Linked DNA regions of Mus musculus: region 2 is linked to region 1. A link is a loop called in an ENCODE intact Hi-C map of the cell type or tissue named here. Cell type or tissue: left cerebral cortex. All regions are shown on one strand.

What was found. A loop is a pair of places that touch in the nucleus more often than their neighbours do. Peaks named below come from ENCODE experiments on the same cell type or tissue, not always from the same donor. Only the 100,000 strongest peaks of a DNase experiment are listed, where the experiment ranks them.
Region 2: it touches region 1 in a loop (24-fold over the local background); 10 of 42 quality-filtered maps call a loop at or near these places.

What each region holds. Positions count from the first base shown.
Region 1 is chr17:35,291,792-35,299,791 of GRCm38, forward strand. No RefSeq gene overlaps it. Among named protein-coding and RNA genes, the nearest start is that of H2-Q1, 25 kb to the right of the region's middle. In left cerebral cortex, a CTCF peak has its summit at 4,233 (motif pointing right); DNase peaks (open chromatin) are centred at 3,561 and 4,217.
Region 2 is chr17:34,000,630-34,008,629 of GRCm38, forward strand. Gm31082 (a long non-coding RNA gene) reads right to left here and starts at 3,519. Exons shown (of 3, transcript XR_385546.3): 1 at 2,959-3,519; 2 at 2,739-2,816; 3 at 1,750-2,653. In left cerebral cortex, a CTCF peak has its summit at 2,998 (motif pointing left); a DNase peak (open chromatin) is centred at 3,004; H3K4me3 peaks cover 42 bases.

The DNA of each region.
Region 1 (8,000 bases):
CTTGAGGGCTGAGAGAGGGCCTCTGGGGAAAGGATTAGAGGCAGGAGGATTCACCATCATTATACGAGGAAGGACAGCTGTCCCAGGGCTGTGAGAGAGAGGTAAAGAACAGGCCACTTGGGAGACATAGGCCACAATTTGTCACCTAAGAATAACATAAATTCTGCTTAGCTAAGCGTTTAAGCATCTAATAATAACAATAATGATGATGATGATGATGGTGATGATGTCTCTGTGTCTTTATTCATCCACTGGCAGGACCAAGAAAGTCCCACTATTCATGACTCAGCCCTGCAGGCCTCTGTCACCTAATGTGCACTGTAACTGTGTCTTCAGTCACCCCATCTTTCTGTCAACCCAGCTGCCTCAGGTTGGTGGGGAACATGGTAAGACTAGAGGACTCCATGACCATGGGCCACTGTCACACTTCTCTGCTGTGAAGTGAGTTCCTTGGTCAGAATACCACGTGATCTCTGTGTGGAATAGCAGGACGGTGGATCAGGCATTCTGTAAGTTCACTGCTGGTGGCTTCAGCAGAAGCATCCCATGTAGGAAAGGCAAATCCATGGTCAGAGTGAGCGTCTGCTCCAGCAAGGATCAAGTGTTGTCCTTCCCATGACAGACCTGGTTCATGGGGTCAGCCTGCCACCAGGTAGCTGGCTGGTCACCTTGAGGAATGGTGCCACATCTGGGGCTCAGTGTTGGTCTTTGCTGTTGGGAGGTCTTGCATTCAGCAACAGCTGTAGCCAGGTCAGCCATAGTGAGTGGACATCCATATTGTCCAGACCATGCATAACCCCCATCTCTGGCACAAAGAGAGAGAAGTGTGTTGCAGTCAACAAAGATGAAGGAGGTGGAGCTCTGAAGAGTGCTTTGACATCAGACATGGAGATGCAGTGTTTGCCCAGCTGCTCTCTGGTCTTGCTCTGGTTCAGCATCTCCTCACGATGCTCCCTCTCTTGCATTTTGGAATGGTGATGCACATCCTGTGCCATAGCGTGGGGGAAGAATGTGATCTATAAGATTTCTTATTTTTATTTTATAGGAGGTTACAGCTTATGGATTCCATGACTCTCTGAGAGATTCAGAACCTTGAAGTTTATAATGTGCTAAGGTTGTGATAGACTTTTAGACTATGGGGGCTTTTAAAGTTGGGCTGAATGCATTTTGGCTGAATGATATTGCTACAAGCCTATGGGGACCTAGAAGTGGAAAGTTGTGGTTTGAATACAAATAGCCACCATAGGCTCATATATTTAAATCTCCATCAATGAATAACACTACTTGAAAAGGCTGTAGGAGGTGTGGCAATGTTAGGGTTGAAGCAGGAGAAGAGATGAAAAGAAAAAATGGTTATGTAGGCATACATTTTTTTCAAACTTACTTTAATAAATATTTAGAATCTTCTTTTGCCCACCACCCAGAAGAGGTAGTGGAAGAGAAATGTTATTAGGATATTGGGGAAGTGGACCTGTTTGACAATAGCTCTTTTGGGGCAAGCTCAATCTTTGTCAGCAGTTCAGTTCCGTGGCAAACACCAAATACGAATCAACAGCTGCAGTCCAGTCCAGTCCAGTCTCAGCAGGCAGACACCATGCCTGAACCAGCAACTGTGGATCAATCCTGAAGAAACCACAAGGCTCACCAACCAAGGAGCTGCAGAAACCTCAAGAGCAGTTCTTTGGAGAGTTTCTCTCAATAGTGGCATTACCACAAGTGGATCTCAACAACTATGTAAGGCAAACAAATACATGCCAGCTGTTAGTGGAGAATAGCAAGGCAGAACAAAACAAACCACATGCTCACTGCTCATTCCCGACTGTGTGGGGTCACAGTTATACTCCTTCATCACAGGTCCTTTCATGTGTCTGCTTCAGCAAAACATTCTTTCACCTGTGTGCTCCAGCAAACCATCATTTGACATAACTGACTTTCCAAAGAAACTACAAGTTCCATGTAAGGACTATAAAGGAACAATAGGATAGGAGGGGAGGTTGTTGAATCTGCTTTCAGAGTAAAGAGCATCAGCTACTGGTCTCAAATATTTTATACTGGTTTGTATTTTTGTATATTGAGAGAAATTTAAGCTTACATTTGCTACAACATAACATACACATGTTTCAACTCTTGTTTAAGATATTGCACCTCTGCAACTCAATTTAAAATGTAATGTTAAGTTCCAGTCCTTGAAAGAAACTATTGCAAAGAGTTAGGAAATGCAAGTGGGTAGTCAATCAATCAAAGTTTTGGACATGTTAGGAACTAGTGATGTTAATTACAGAAATAAGCTTTCTTTAGCCCCTTGTAGATATTTCCTAAGTTGAAGAGATAGTGGATAGCTAGAAACAAGCAACACTTGCCTATTCTGATACACTGTAGATACATAAGTGGACTTCGAAAATCTCAGACATCTACAGGATGTGGCATTCAAAAATGTTTTATTAACAGGCAGCTTTCCATAACACTGAGACGTGACTGAGCCTGGCAGTGCCCTCATTCTACTTCAAGGAGGATGGTGGGCATCAAAGAACCTCCATATGGAGTTTGCTTCAATGTGGCAAAGTCAGGCTCCAGCCAAAAACCTGCCCTTGCTTCAACTGCGGACAGCATGCAGTCCTAACCGGCGACAAGCATAACAGGGAAGTCCCTCAATATTCCTGCTTCACAAAAAAGTCCATCATATACTGGGCCAGTAGGCAAAGATGGATGCCCCAGGACTGCAGGAGAACCTTGGGTGACTGTCCAGGCAGCCAGCGATCTCTGCCATTTCCGTAACTTTGGAAGGAAGATGCTTGCTCTGCACGTCCTGTTTTCTCAGGGAATATTTACCCTTCTCAGGTCACTGATGGGGGGAAGATTACATAGTTACAGCCTCACAGGAAGCTTAGGTTGTTTAGGACTCAAGAAAACGATTTAGGTCTAGGAAGATATTTATAGGTGGATACTTTCAAGTTATGATAGAAAGGGAATTAGGCAAAAACTGGATCCATAGGATAGATAATAATTTCTCAGTGATTGGCAAATACAAATGAATGAGACATTATGAATGTAATTCTTATATTTTTAATATTAATAATTAAATTCTTAATCTAAAGTTTATTTCCTTAATTATTTAATTAATCGAATTAATTAATTAAAGACTTAATAATAATTCATACTAAAGAATTAAGTGTTTGTAATTAAATTCTTAACTTTGTATACTTATGTTTTTATACTTGTTCTTATTGTTTTTATACAGTTGATGATGTCAGAGAAAGAGCCTTTCATAGGATTAAGTGGGGGGTCAATGTTGAAGTAATGTTGTACACTGTGAAGATTAGTCTCTGTCCTACCTTGCCTACCTAAAGTACCTTCTGAGTGGTAAAATAAAAACCCTATGTCCTTAGAAAAGGAGAGTAGAAGGCAGGATTATGGGCAGAGAGAGGAACTCAGGAAAAAGAGAAGCATGGGGGATTCGCCACCCAGACTCAGAGGAAGTGGGATGTGCGAAACTGAGGAGAGGTGACCAGCCACATTGCAGAACTTAGAATAGTATGAATGGGATAACTGAATTATGAGAATGCTGGGAAAAGGCCTAGCATAAAGCGTAGGCATTCATAAATAAATGTAAGTCTGCCGTCATTATTCAGAGCAAGGGAGGACAAGCAGGAATCTCAGACAGATAACAGGAGCAGGAGCAAGCAGACACAGAGCAAGCCTTTCCTTCTTCCATGTCTTCATGTAGGCTTCCAGCAGAAGGCGTGGCCCACATCAGAAAGGGGGAGGGGCTCCTACACAAATATTCTGGATTACAGGTGTGTCTTCCTATCTCAAAGAAAAGGATCAGAAATTGATCTTCCCACTTCAAATTAAGCAAAAAGCCTCACAGATGGTGTGCTCCATTTTGAGGTTTTAGTTAACGCCACATGTAGCTCGCATCAAAGAACCAACACCATGGTCCCTGTCCGAGTTCTGGAACTGCTCTCTTTGGGGCTTTGCAGCTCCTTTTAGCACTCATGGCTCTGCCTCCTACCTCCCCTCTTACAGGGAGTTTTCTTCCCACGGGTGGAAAAGCACATAAAGTTCTTCTGGATGTAGTTTGATGAGAGCAGGGCGGTCTGAGACCTGAGAGCCCTGGAGCAGTGCAGACAGGAAGGAGGTCCTGGGGCAGCTCAGCTGCCTGCATCCCCTTTACCCTCAACTCTGTGGGCTCAGACGCTGTCATCTTTGTTTCTTCCACCAGGCGGCGCTGTTGCCCAAGAATGTGATGCTTCTCTTTCATCTTCAACAGGTGAGACCCTGGAGGGTCTGCAGTGGGAGGGAAGATGGGAAAGAGGACACCTTTCTCTGCAGGAATGCTCTAGATGTTGGGATGTCATGGTCCATTAAAAATGAGTATTCAAACATCTGAGTAAAATGTATCTTGTTCATGGGGAATCAAAACCTAACATCGGCTCAAGTGCAAAGCTGAGCACACATTGTGACTTCTTCCTGGGATGAGGCTGTGATCAGTATTTTGTATTTTTAATTCTATGACTCTTTTGCAAATAGTCTTCAGTACTGTGTATTTCAATCATACATTTCTGTCCTGTTCCAGAGCTGGCTTCACTGACTGGTGATACAGATTTGTCTAAAGAGCCTGCTATCCTCAGCCCCTTGTCTCACACTCTAGATGTGTAGGAGAAAGAGGATTTTTGAAATCATATATTTAATTTTTTTATTAGAATCATTTGTTTTTTGTCCATGAGTATGTAGGTTCACTAGCATTGGATCCCTGGGAACTAAAGTTGCAGATGGTTGACAGCCGCCATGTGCTGATGGAACTCACCCTGGATCCTCTGCAACAGCAACACGTGCTCTCAGTCCTGAGCTATCTCTCCAGCCACCATTGGAATGTTCACATCAGGACACCACACAGCTTATCACAGCCTGCTGCTGAGCACATGAGAGAAACTAGAGGCCCAGGAAGAGACAGTGTCAGTGCAGAGCTCAGGAGGGAGGGGAGCTGGGCATTGATGGGGAGAGATCTGAGGGACAGAGACAGAGGACAGGGCTGAGCAGGAGGAGACAGAGGCAAAGGGGGAGACCAACTCAGCAGAGTCCCCTGTTGGAGGGTATCTCTGTCAGATTGCACTGGACACATCTGCAGAACCCTGCTGGCCTCTTCCATTTCATAGTGAACGCTGTGCTGGTTTGAATGAGAACAGCCACACAGGCTCATAGGAATGAATCCTTCAAATCCAGCTCATGGAGCTGTTCAGAAGGACTGGGAGGTGTGGCCTTGTTGGAGGATGTGTGCCACTGGGTTGGGCACTGAGGTTTTAAAAGACTTTCTCTATTCCCAGTGTCTCAGTCTTTTGCTTGCAAATCAAGTCCTGAGCTCTCAGCTATTCCTCCACCACACCTTTCCAATGCCATCATGGACTCAAACCCTCTGAAACTAGAGAACAAATTAAACACGTTCTTTTATGTGTTGCCTTGGTTATACTGTTATATCACAGCAATAAAAAACTAGATAAAGCTGGTGTGGTGCACAGGCCTTCAATCTCAGTGTGGTGGGTTGAATAGGATGCAAAGGCAGATGTAAGTTCAAGGGCAACCTGATCTATATAATGAATTCCAGAATAGCCAAGTCTGTGCAGATAGACCTTGTCTAAACAAACAAACAAACAAACAAACAAACAAAAAACGTAGTAAAATAAGAAAGTGATGGAGTCAGATCCTCTCTGTGAAGCTGCCTGACCCCAACAGCATCCCTAGGTTGGTCAGGAAGAAACCTAAGAGCACCAAGACCCAAGAAAAATGCTCCTAGCATCTAATAAGAGGGGTTCAGGGAGACAGGGTCTGCTGAATCCTGGTGACACTGGAGGGCTGCTGTGGAGATCTGCATGGGGAGGTGACTGTAGTTCACACCTGTGGTCACAGACGTTTGTTGCTCTGTGTGATGAGTGACTCTCTTCAGGAGTCCCCACCCATCTCTGCTCTTCTTTCCACAGAATCATGAAATGGGTAATTTTTTTTTGTTTGTTTGTTTTCAGAGACAGGGTTTCTCTGTGTAGCCCTGGCTGTCCTGGAACTCAGTCTGTAGACCAGGCTGGCCTTGAACACAGAAATCTGCCTGCCTCTGTCTCCTGAGTGCTGGGATTAAAGGGGTGTGCCATCACGCCCGGCTTTTTTTAAAATCTTTTTTTTGGGGTGGGGGGATGGGTAAATTTAATCTTCTCCCACACTACTGATCAGGGATGAAACCCTGTGTGCTCTCTGGCATGAGAATCATCTTTCTTCCAGTGTCCACACTGCACAGGCCTGAGGAACTCTGGGGCCAACTCTGTTATCAGAAACAGTGTCCCCCACTCCTGTGACATTCATGTCCCTCACCTCATCAGCTCAAAAGTGTGAGTGAAGGTCAGGGAGGAAGGGAGAGGGTCAGAGATTACATAACTTCTACCACACTATCATCCTTATTCTGTGTTATAGTTGGTGACAGTTCCTCTCCTTCTGTGATTGAGTCACTAAAGCAACTGCACCATGGAAGTGCAGACACAGAGAAGTCCAGTGGAGACAGGGATCAGTGCCCTGCTGTCTGTGGTCTGCACAGGGGTCTCTCTTCAGTGGACAAGGGGGTCTCCTGTGCTGAGACAATGTCCCAGGTCCACAGAGACAAACTCAGGACTCAGAATGAAGATCCTTGTTTTAAATACACACACACACATATATATACATATATATATGTATATATGTATATATACCTACCCACCTGAAGCCACGGACTTCTAGGAATTAACACAAGGAATCTGTGTCTCAGCACAGGGCTGAGAAGACAGATCCTGAGGGGAGAGGCAAAGTCTATACTTAACAGATGAGAGTCCTGCACTCAGGCTTGGCAGTGTGAGCCGCCCATTGCAGGTGAACAGAGCCTGGTCTCTGTGGGGTCCATGTGGGGCTTGCAGGCCAGCGCCTCTGCTTTAAGTAGAAGCCTCTCTCCACTGCATCCCCAAGCACTTGTGTAGCCATTGTATTCCCGGAAGTGGCTTTTCTTCTAGAAGACTCCAGGGTCTGACTTCTGAAGAGAAGAAAGGAAGAGGAAGGGTGGCTCAGAGAATAAAGGTTCTTGCTACCAAGCTTGGCTCTCTGAGTTTGATCCATGGAAGCCACAAGGAGAGTGGAGACACCTGAGTCCTGTAAGTTATCCTCTCAGCATCACATAGCCATCACGACATGCACATCCCTACACATAATTATTAAATCAATGTAATAAAATAAAAAAGGAATCATGATGATTTCATATTGAAGGTCATAAGGACAGTTATGTATAAGGACAAGTATGTAAAAGATATGTCCAGTTTTCCTCCAGACTTACCTGTGTCCAAAACCCACATTGTGATGAGAAGCAGCCAGGAGGACTGAAGGGCATCCCATGCAAGGATAATCACAGAGATTTTAAACTCTTTTATGTGTTATGTATTTATACTATTGCTTTATGTGTACCGTGTGTGAATGAGGCCATTCTCCATCTGTGGTATGTGTTGGGGGCAGAGGGAGTCATAAGACAACCTTGGGGATCCAGTTCTCTCTTTCCACGTGGGTTCTGGGGGACTGAACTTAGGTGGTCAGACTCAGTGGCAAGCACCTCTACCAGAGTCACCTCACCATCCCGAATTGGTGCCACAACCCTGTTTTTTGGAAGTGTTGAGAAATGGAATCTGGGACCTATATTATACACGGTAGGCACTCAAGTCACTGAGACACATTCCCAATGTGTGAAAACCAGTCAGCTGACAACAGCTCTTTGTTATTGCAAAGGTCCTTACTAAAGCTTTAGGATAAAGATGGAATTAGAGACTATCTGTTAAAAAACAGATATGTGTGGTGTACAAGAAGCACTTTGGCAATGCAACCCCCTGATCTGAGGACCTAAATCTAGGAGAACCAGGTCTCAAGAGGAAATTTCTGGTTTCTCTGGAGACTCAGTTGTGTTGTGTGATTTTTTTTTTTTGAAATTCTCTTTTGGGAGGATTTAT
Region 2 (8,000 bases), 1.3 Mb before region 1:
AGAAGTCAGACCCTGGAGTCTTCTAGAAGAAAAGCCTCTTCCGGGAATACAATGGCGACACAAGCGCTTAGGGATGCAGTGGAGAGAGAGGCTTTTCCTTAAAGTCAAGGCGCTGGGCTGCAAGCCCCACAGGGACCCCACAGAGACCAGGCTCTGTTCACCTGCAATGGGCGGCTCACACTGCCAAGCCTGAGTGCAGGACTCTCATCTGTTAAGTGTAGACTTTGCCTCTCCCCTCAGGATCTGTCTTCTCAGCCCTGTGCTGAGACACAGATTCCTTGTGTTAATTCCTAGATGAAAAGTCTGTGGCTGCAGGTGTGTGTGTGTGTGTGTGTGTGTGTGTGTGTGTGTGTGTATGTGTGTGTGTGTGTATTTGAAACAAGGATCTTCATTCTGAGTCCTGAGTTTGTCTCTGTGGATCTGGGACATTGTCTCAGCACAGGAGACCCCCTTGTCCACTGAAGAGAGACCCCGTGCAGACCACAGACAGCAGGGCACTGATCCCTGTCTCCACTGGACTTCTCTGTGTCTGCACTTCCATGGTGCAGTTGCTTTAGTGACTCAATCACAGTAGGAGAGGAGCTGTCACCAACTATAACACAGAATAAGGATGCTAGTGTGGTAGAAGTTATGTAATCTCTGACCCTCTCCCTCCCTCCCTGACCTTCACTCACACTTTTGAGCTGATGAGGTGAGGGACATGAATGTCACAGCTGTGTGGGACACGGGTTCTGATAATTGAGTTGGCCCCAGAGTTCCTCAGGCCTGTGCAGTGTGGACACTGGGAGAAAGATGATTCTCATGCCAGAGAGCACACACTGTGATGTGAGGTTTCATCCCTGATCAGTAGTGTGGGGAAAGATTAAATTTACCCATTTCATGATTCTGTGGATCTTTTCAAATCAGTCACAGAAGTGAAGTGGAAAGAAGAGCATAGATGGGTGGGGACTCCTGAAGAGAGTCACTCATCACACAGAGCAATGAATGCGTGTGACCACAGGTGTGAACTCCAGTCACCTCCCCATGCAGATCCCCACAGCAGCCCCCCAGCCTCACCAGGATTCAGCAGACCCTGTCTCCCTGAACCCCTCTTATTAGATGTTGTGAGCATTTTCCATGGGGACTTGATGCTCTTAGGTTTCTTCCTGATCAACCTAGGGATGCTGTTGGGGTTAGGCAGCTACACAAAGGATCTGTCTCCATTACTTTTCTTCTTATTTTACTATGGGTTTTGTTTGTTTGCTTGTTTAGACAAGGTCTATCTGCACAGCCCTGGCTATTCTGTAATTCATTATGTAGATCAGGCTGCCCTTGAACTCACAGAGATACATCTGCCTTTGCATCCTAAGTGCTGGGTGTGTTAGTTTTGGTTTTGTTGCTGTGAAGAAACACCATGACCAAGGCATTCCTTCTAAAGGGAGACATTTAATAGGGTCTGGCTTACAGTTTCAGGGATTTAGTCCATCATGACAGGAAGCATGCCAGTGTGCAGGTAGACATGGTGCTGGAGAAGGGGAGACTTCTACATCTTGATCCAAATGCAGCCAGGAAGAGGCTTTCATTCCACACTGGGCAGCTCATGAGCATAGGAGACCTCAAAGGCCAACCTCAAAGTGACACACTTCCTCTAACACAGTCACACTCCTAACATTGCCACTCCTTGTGGGCCAAGCTTTCAAACACATGAGTCTATGAGGCCACCTATTCAATCCACCACACTCAGATTGAAGGCATTGTCACCACACCAGCTTTAGCTAGTTTTTTATTGCTGTGATAAGACAGTGTAATCAAGGCAATACAAAAAAGAACATGTTTAATCTGTTCTCTAATTTCAGAGGGTTTGAGTCCATGATGGCAGAGGAAAGGTGTGGTAGAAAGCTGAGAACTCAGGACTTGATTTGCAAGCAAAAGACTGAGACACTGGGAAAAGTGAAATTCTGTTAAAACCTCAGTGCCCAACCCAGTGGCACACATCCTCCAACAAGGCCACACCTCCCAGTCCTTTCTGAACAGTTCCATCAGCTGGATTCGAAGGATTCATTCCTATGAGCCTGTGTGGCTGTTCTCATTCAAACCAGCACACCTTTCACTATGAAATGGAAGAGGCCAGCAGGGTTCTGCAGATGTGTCCAGTGCAATCTGACAGAGATACCCTCCAACAGGGGACTCTGCTGAGTTAGGTCTCCCCCTTTGCCTCTGTCTCCTCCTGCTCAGCCCCTCTCTGTCTCTGTCCCTCAGGCCTCTCCCCATCAGTGCCCAGCTCCCCTCCCTCCTGAGCTCTGCACTGACACTGTCTCTTCCTGGGCCTCTAGTTTCTCTCAAGGTGCTCAGCAGCAGGCTGTGGATCAGCTGTGTGGTTTCCTGATGTGAACATTCCAATGGTGGCTGGAGAGATGGCTCAGAGCTGAGAGCACGTGTTCCTGTTGCAGAGGATCCAGGGTGAGTTCCATCAGCACGTGGCGGCTGTCAACCATCTGCAACTTCAGTTCCAATGGACCCAATGCTTGTGTACCTACATACTCATGTACAAAAAAATAATTCTAATAAAAAATTTAAACATATGATTTCAAAATCCTTTCTCCTACATATCTAGAGTAGAGGCTGATAGTGGGCTCTTTAGACAAATCTGTATCACCAGCCAGTGAAGCCAGCTCTGGAATAGAACAGAAATGTATGATTGAAATACACTGTATGAAGACAATTTGCAAAAGAGTCATAGAATTAAAAATACAACATACTGATCACAGCCTCATCCCAGGAAAAAGACACAGTGTGTGCTCATCTCTGCACTTGAGCTGATGTTAGTTTTTGATTCCCTATGAACAAGATAAACTCCAATCAGATGTTTAAATGCTAATTTGTAACAGACCATGACACCCCAATATCCAGAGCATTCCTGCAGAGAAAGGTGTCCCCTTTCCCATCTTTCCTCCCACTGCAGACCCTCCAGGGTCTCACCTGTTGAAGATGACAGGGAAGAATCACATTCTTGGGCAACAGCGCCGCCTGGTGGAAGAAACAAAGAGGACAGCGTCTGAGCCCACAGAGCTGAGGGTAAAGGGGATCCAGGCTGCTGAGCTGCCCCAGGGCCTCCTTCCTGTGTGCACTTCTCCAGGGCTTTCAGGTCTCAGGCTGCCCTGCTCTCATCAAACTTACATCCCAAAGAACTTTACGTGCTTTTCCACCCGTGGAAAGAAAACTCCCGGTAAGAGGGGAGGCAGGAGGCAGAGTCATGAGTGCTAAAAGGAGCTGCAAAGCCCCAAACAGAGCAGTTCCAGAAGTCGGACAGGGACCATGATGTTGGTTCTTTGATGCCAGCTACATGTGGGGCTAACTAAAACCTCAAAATGGAGGACACCATCTGTGAGGCGTTTTTGCTTAATTTGAAGTGGGAAGATCAATTTCTGACCCTTTTCTTTGAGGTAGGAAGACACACCTGTAATCCAGAATATTTGAGCAGGAGCCCCTCCCCCTTTGTAATCCAAAATATTTGAGCGGGAGCCCCTCCCCCTTTGTAATCCAAAATAATTGAGCGGGAGCCCCTCCCACTTTCTGATCTGGGCCACGCCTTCTGCTGGAAGCCTACATGAAGACATGGAAGAAGGAAAGGCTTGCTCTGTGTCTGCTTGCTCCTGCTCCTGTTATCTGTCGGAGATTCCTGCTTGTCCTCCCTTGCTCTGAATAATGACGGCAGACTTACATTTGTTTTTGAATGCCTATGCTTTATGCTAGGCCTGTTTCCAGCTATCTCATAATTCAGTTATCCCATTCATACTATTCTAAGTTCTGCCATGTGACTGGTCACCTCTCCTCAGTTTCACACATACCACTTTCTATGAGCCCGTGTGACAAATCCCCCATGCTTCTCTCTTCCCAGAGTTCCTCTAACTGACCAGAATTCTGCCTTCTACTCTCTTTGCTACAGGACATAGAGTTTTTATTTTACCACTCAGGGTGCTTTAGGTAGGCAAGGTAGGACAGAGACTCATCTTCACACAGTGTACCACAACATTACTTCAACAATATACCTCTTAGTCCTATAAACAGCTCTTTCTCTGACATCATCAACTTTATACAATAAGAACAAGTATCAAAACGTAATATTAGGGCTGGAGAGATGGCTCAGTGCTTAAGAGCACTAACTGCTCTTCCAAAGGTCCTGAATTCAATTCCAAGAAACCACATAGTGGCTCACAACCATCTCTAATGTGATTTGTTGCCCTCTTCTGGTGTGTCTGAAGACAAAACAAACAACAGTGTACTCAAATACCTAAAATAAATAAATTAATCTTTTAAAAAATAAACTTAATTTTAAAAAGTTAAGAATTTGAGTTATTAATTATTTATTAATTATTATTAATTCTTCATTTAATTCATTAAGAAAATTAATTATGAAAATTAAGAATTTTAACTAATTCCCTTTCTTTTTTTTTTTTTCAAGACAAGGTTTCTCTGTGCAGCCCTGGCTATCCAGGAACTCACTCTGTAGACCAGGCTGGCCTCAAACTCAGAAATCTGCCTGCCTCTGCCCCTGAGTGCTGGGATTGAAGGCGTGGGCCACCACTGCCTGGCTTAATTAATTCTTAATATAAAATATAAGAATTACATTCATAATGTCTGTTTCATTTGTATTTGTCAACCACTAAGAAATTATCTATGTTATAAATCCAAAGTCCTATCTATCTCATGAGTCCAAAGTTCTTTCCCTAATTCCTTTTCAATCATAACTTGAAATTATCCACCTATAAATATCTTCCTAGACCTAAATAGTTTTCTTGAATCCTAAACAACCTAAGCTTGCTGTGAGACTGTGACTATGCAGTCTTCCCCCAATCAGTGACCTGAGAAGGATAAATATTCCCTGAGAAAACAGCAAGTGCAGAGCAAGCAGCTTCCTTACAAAGCTACGGAAATGGCAGAGATCGCTGGCTGCCTGGACAGTCACCCAAGATTCTCCTGCAGTGCTGGGGCATCCATCTTTGCCTAGTGGCCCAGTATATGATGGACTTTTTTGTGAAGCAGGAACATTGAAGGAGTTCCCCAACTTGTCTTGGCAAAGCTCACCAGTCCACTTCCTCTGTGTTCTGCTTGTCCCCGGTTAGGACTGCATGCAGTCTGCAGTTGAAGTAAGGGCATATTTTTGGCTGGTGCCACAGTTGAAGTGAACTCCATATGGAGGTTCTTCTACGCCCATCATCTTCTTTGAAGCACAATGGAGGCACTGCCAGGAGCAGTTATATCTCACTGTTATGGAAAGCCTGGTGTTGGAAAACATTTTTGAATGCCATATCCTGTAGATGTCTGAGATTGTTGAAGACCACTTATGTATCTACAGTGTATCAGAATAGGCGAGTGTTGCTTGTTTCGAGCTACCCACTATCTCTTCAACTTTAGAAACATCTACAAGAGGCTAAAGAAAGCTTATTTCTGTAATTAACATCATTAGTTCCTAACATGTCCATAAGTTTGATTAACTGACTACCCACTTACATTTCTTAATTATCTTGAACTGTTTGCAATAGTTTCTTTCAAGGACTGGAACTTAACATTACATTTTAAAGTGAGTTGCATAGGTGCAATACCTTAACATTGAAACATGTGTATGGTAAGTTGTAGCAAATATAAGCTTAAATTTCTCTCAATGCACAAAAATCCAAATCAGTATAAAATATTTGAGACCAGTGGTTGATTCTCTTTACTCTGAAAGCAGATTCAACAACCTCCCCTCTTATCCTGTCGTTCCTTTATAATCCTGACATGGAATTTCTAGTCTTTGGAAAGTCAGTTATGTCAAATGATGGTTTGCTGGAGCACACAGGTGAAAGAATGCTTTGCTGAAGCAGACTTGTGAAAGGACCTGTGATGAAGGAGTATAACTGTGACCCCACACAGTCGGGGATGAGCAGTGAGCATGTGGTTTATTTTGCTCTGCCTTACTATTCTTCACTAACAGCAGGCATGTATTTGTTTGCCTTACATAGTTGTTGAGATCTACTTGTGGTAATGCCACCATTGAGAGAAACTCTCCAGAGAACTGCTCCTGAGGTTTCTGCAGCTCCTTGGTTGGTGAGCCTTGTGGTTTCTACAGTATTGATCTACAGTTGCTGGTTCAGGCATAGTGTCTGCCTGCTGAGAGGACTGGACTGCAGCTGCTGGTTCCTGTCTGGGGTCTGCTGGCCGAGAAGTCTGGACTGCAGCTGTTGATTGGTATTTGGTGTTTGCCACGGGACTGAACTGCTGACAGAGAAGATTGAGCTTGCCCCAAAGGAGCCATTGTAAACCAGGTCCACTTCCCCAATATCTTAATAGTTTTTCTTTTTTACTGCCTCTTCTGGGTGGTAGACAAAAGAAGAGGCTGAACATTTGTTAAAGTAGGTTTGAAAATATTTATGTCTACATAACCCTTTTTTCTTTTCAGCCCTTCTCCTGCTTCAATCCTAACATTGACAAACCTCCTACACCCTTGTCAAGTAGTGCTATTCCTTGATGAAGATGTCAATATATGAGCCTATGGCAGCCATTCATATCCCAGCACTTGGGAGGCAGAGGCAGACAGATTTCTGAGTTCAAGGCCATCCTGGTCTATAGAGTGAGTTCCGGGGCAGCCAGGGCTACACAAGGGAAACCCTGTCTCAAAAAGCAAACAAACAAAAATCTTTTTTAACAATGGGACAGGTCTGCTCCTGACAGTACCCCCATTCCACTTGACAGGAGATGATGAGCACTCAATAACCTCCTCATGGAGTCGCTTCAATGCTTCAGTTATGGCAAGCTAGCCACTGGGCAAAGAAAACGCCCTAACTTCATCTACAGACAAAATGCTGTCCAGAAAGGACAAATGGATGCAGGGAAGTTGACTGCCAAACTCTGCCAAGACAGGGTAAGCAAGTCCTTCATAATTCCTGCTTAACCAAGGGTCTGCCATGTATACTGGGTCAGAAGGCTAAAGATGGATGCTGCAACATTATAGAGACAATTCTGGGTGACTGTCTAGACAGCCTGCCTCTGTGTCATCCCTATAGTTTTGGAGGTTGTGTGTCTGTACTTCCTGTATACTCAGATAATATTTATTCCTTCTCAGGTCACTGATGTGGTTAAAGACTAAATAGTTACAGCCTCACAATTACGCCTAAGTTTGTTTAGACTTTAAGAAGATATTTTTAGTTCTACAATGTTTTTAGGATGGTAATAAAAGTGAGGATAAAAAATGATTTAGATACAAACCTCTAACTCACCAACATAGCATAGATAGTAGAATACTTTCTCCAAACTGTCAAATACTTATGGACTAGACATTATAATGTACACCATATCTGGTAATATTCACAATTTTTTTTGTTTTTTTTTGTATGTGGTGTACTATTATGAGAAAAAAGAGCCTTTTAATAGACAAAAAAAGATAAATGTAAGCATAATGATTTTGTACCTTCTGTGCAAAGTTTACCCTTGTGTTATTCAAATGCTGATTTCTCTGGCCTCATATTCATGTTTCAGTCTGGACAGGGCATTGCAATGCTTATACCAGGAATCTCCTGTGTCAAGTTTGTGTAAACAATCTTTACCATCTATTCTTTGCCTTGTCAATAAATGCTGATCATGCAATGGTTGGGCAGAAGAGAGAAAAAGGCCAACCAGAGGGAGGAAATGGGAGTGGGTAGGGGGTGAAATTGATGTGTGCACAAGGACAAGAGGGTCTGAGAAGAAACCACGAGAAGAGGCTTCTGAAGCCCAAAGAGCCACACCCAGAACAATATGCACCGGGCGTGGTGGTGCACGCCTTTAATCCCAGCACTCAGGACGCAGAGGCAGGTGGATTTCTGAGTTTGAGGCCAGCTTGGTCTACAAAGTGAGTTCCAGGACAGCCAGGGCTATACAGAGAAACCCTGTCTCTAAAAAAACAAAAACAAACAAACAAACAAACAAAGAACAATAAGCAATTATTGTGGGATGGAGCTGGGAGGCAGTCAGAGTGGCCTAGGGCTTATTCTAGATCATTTAAG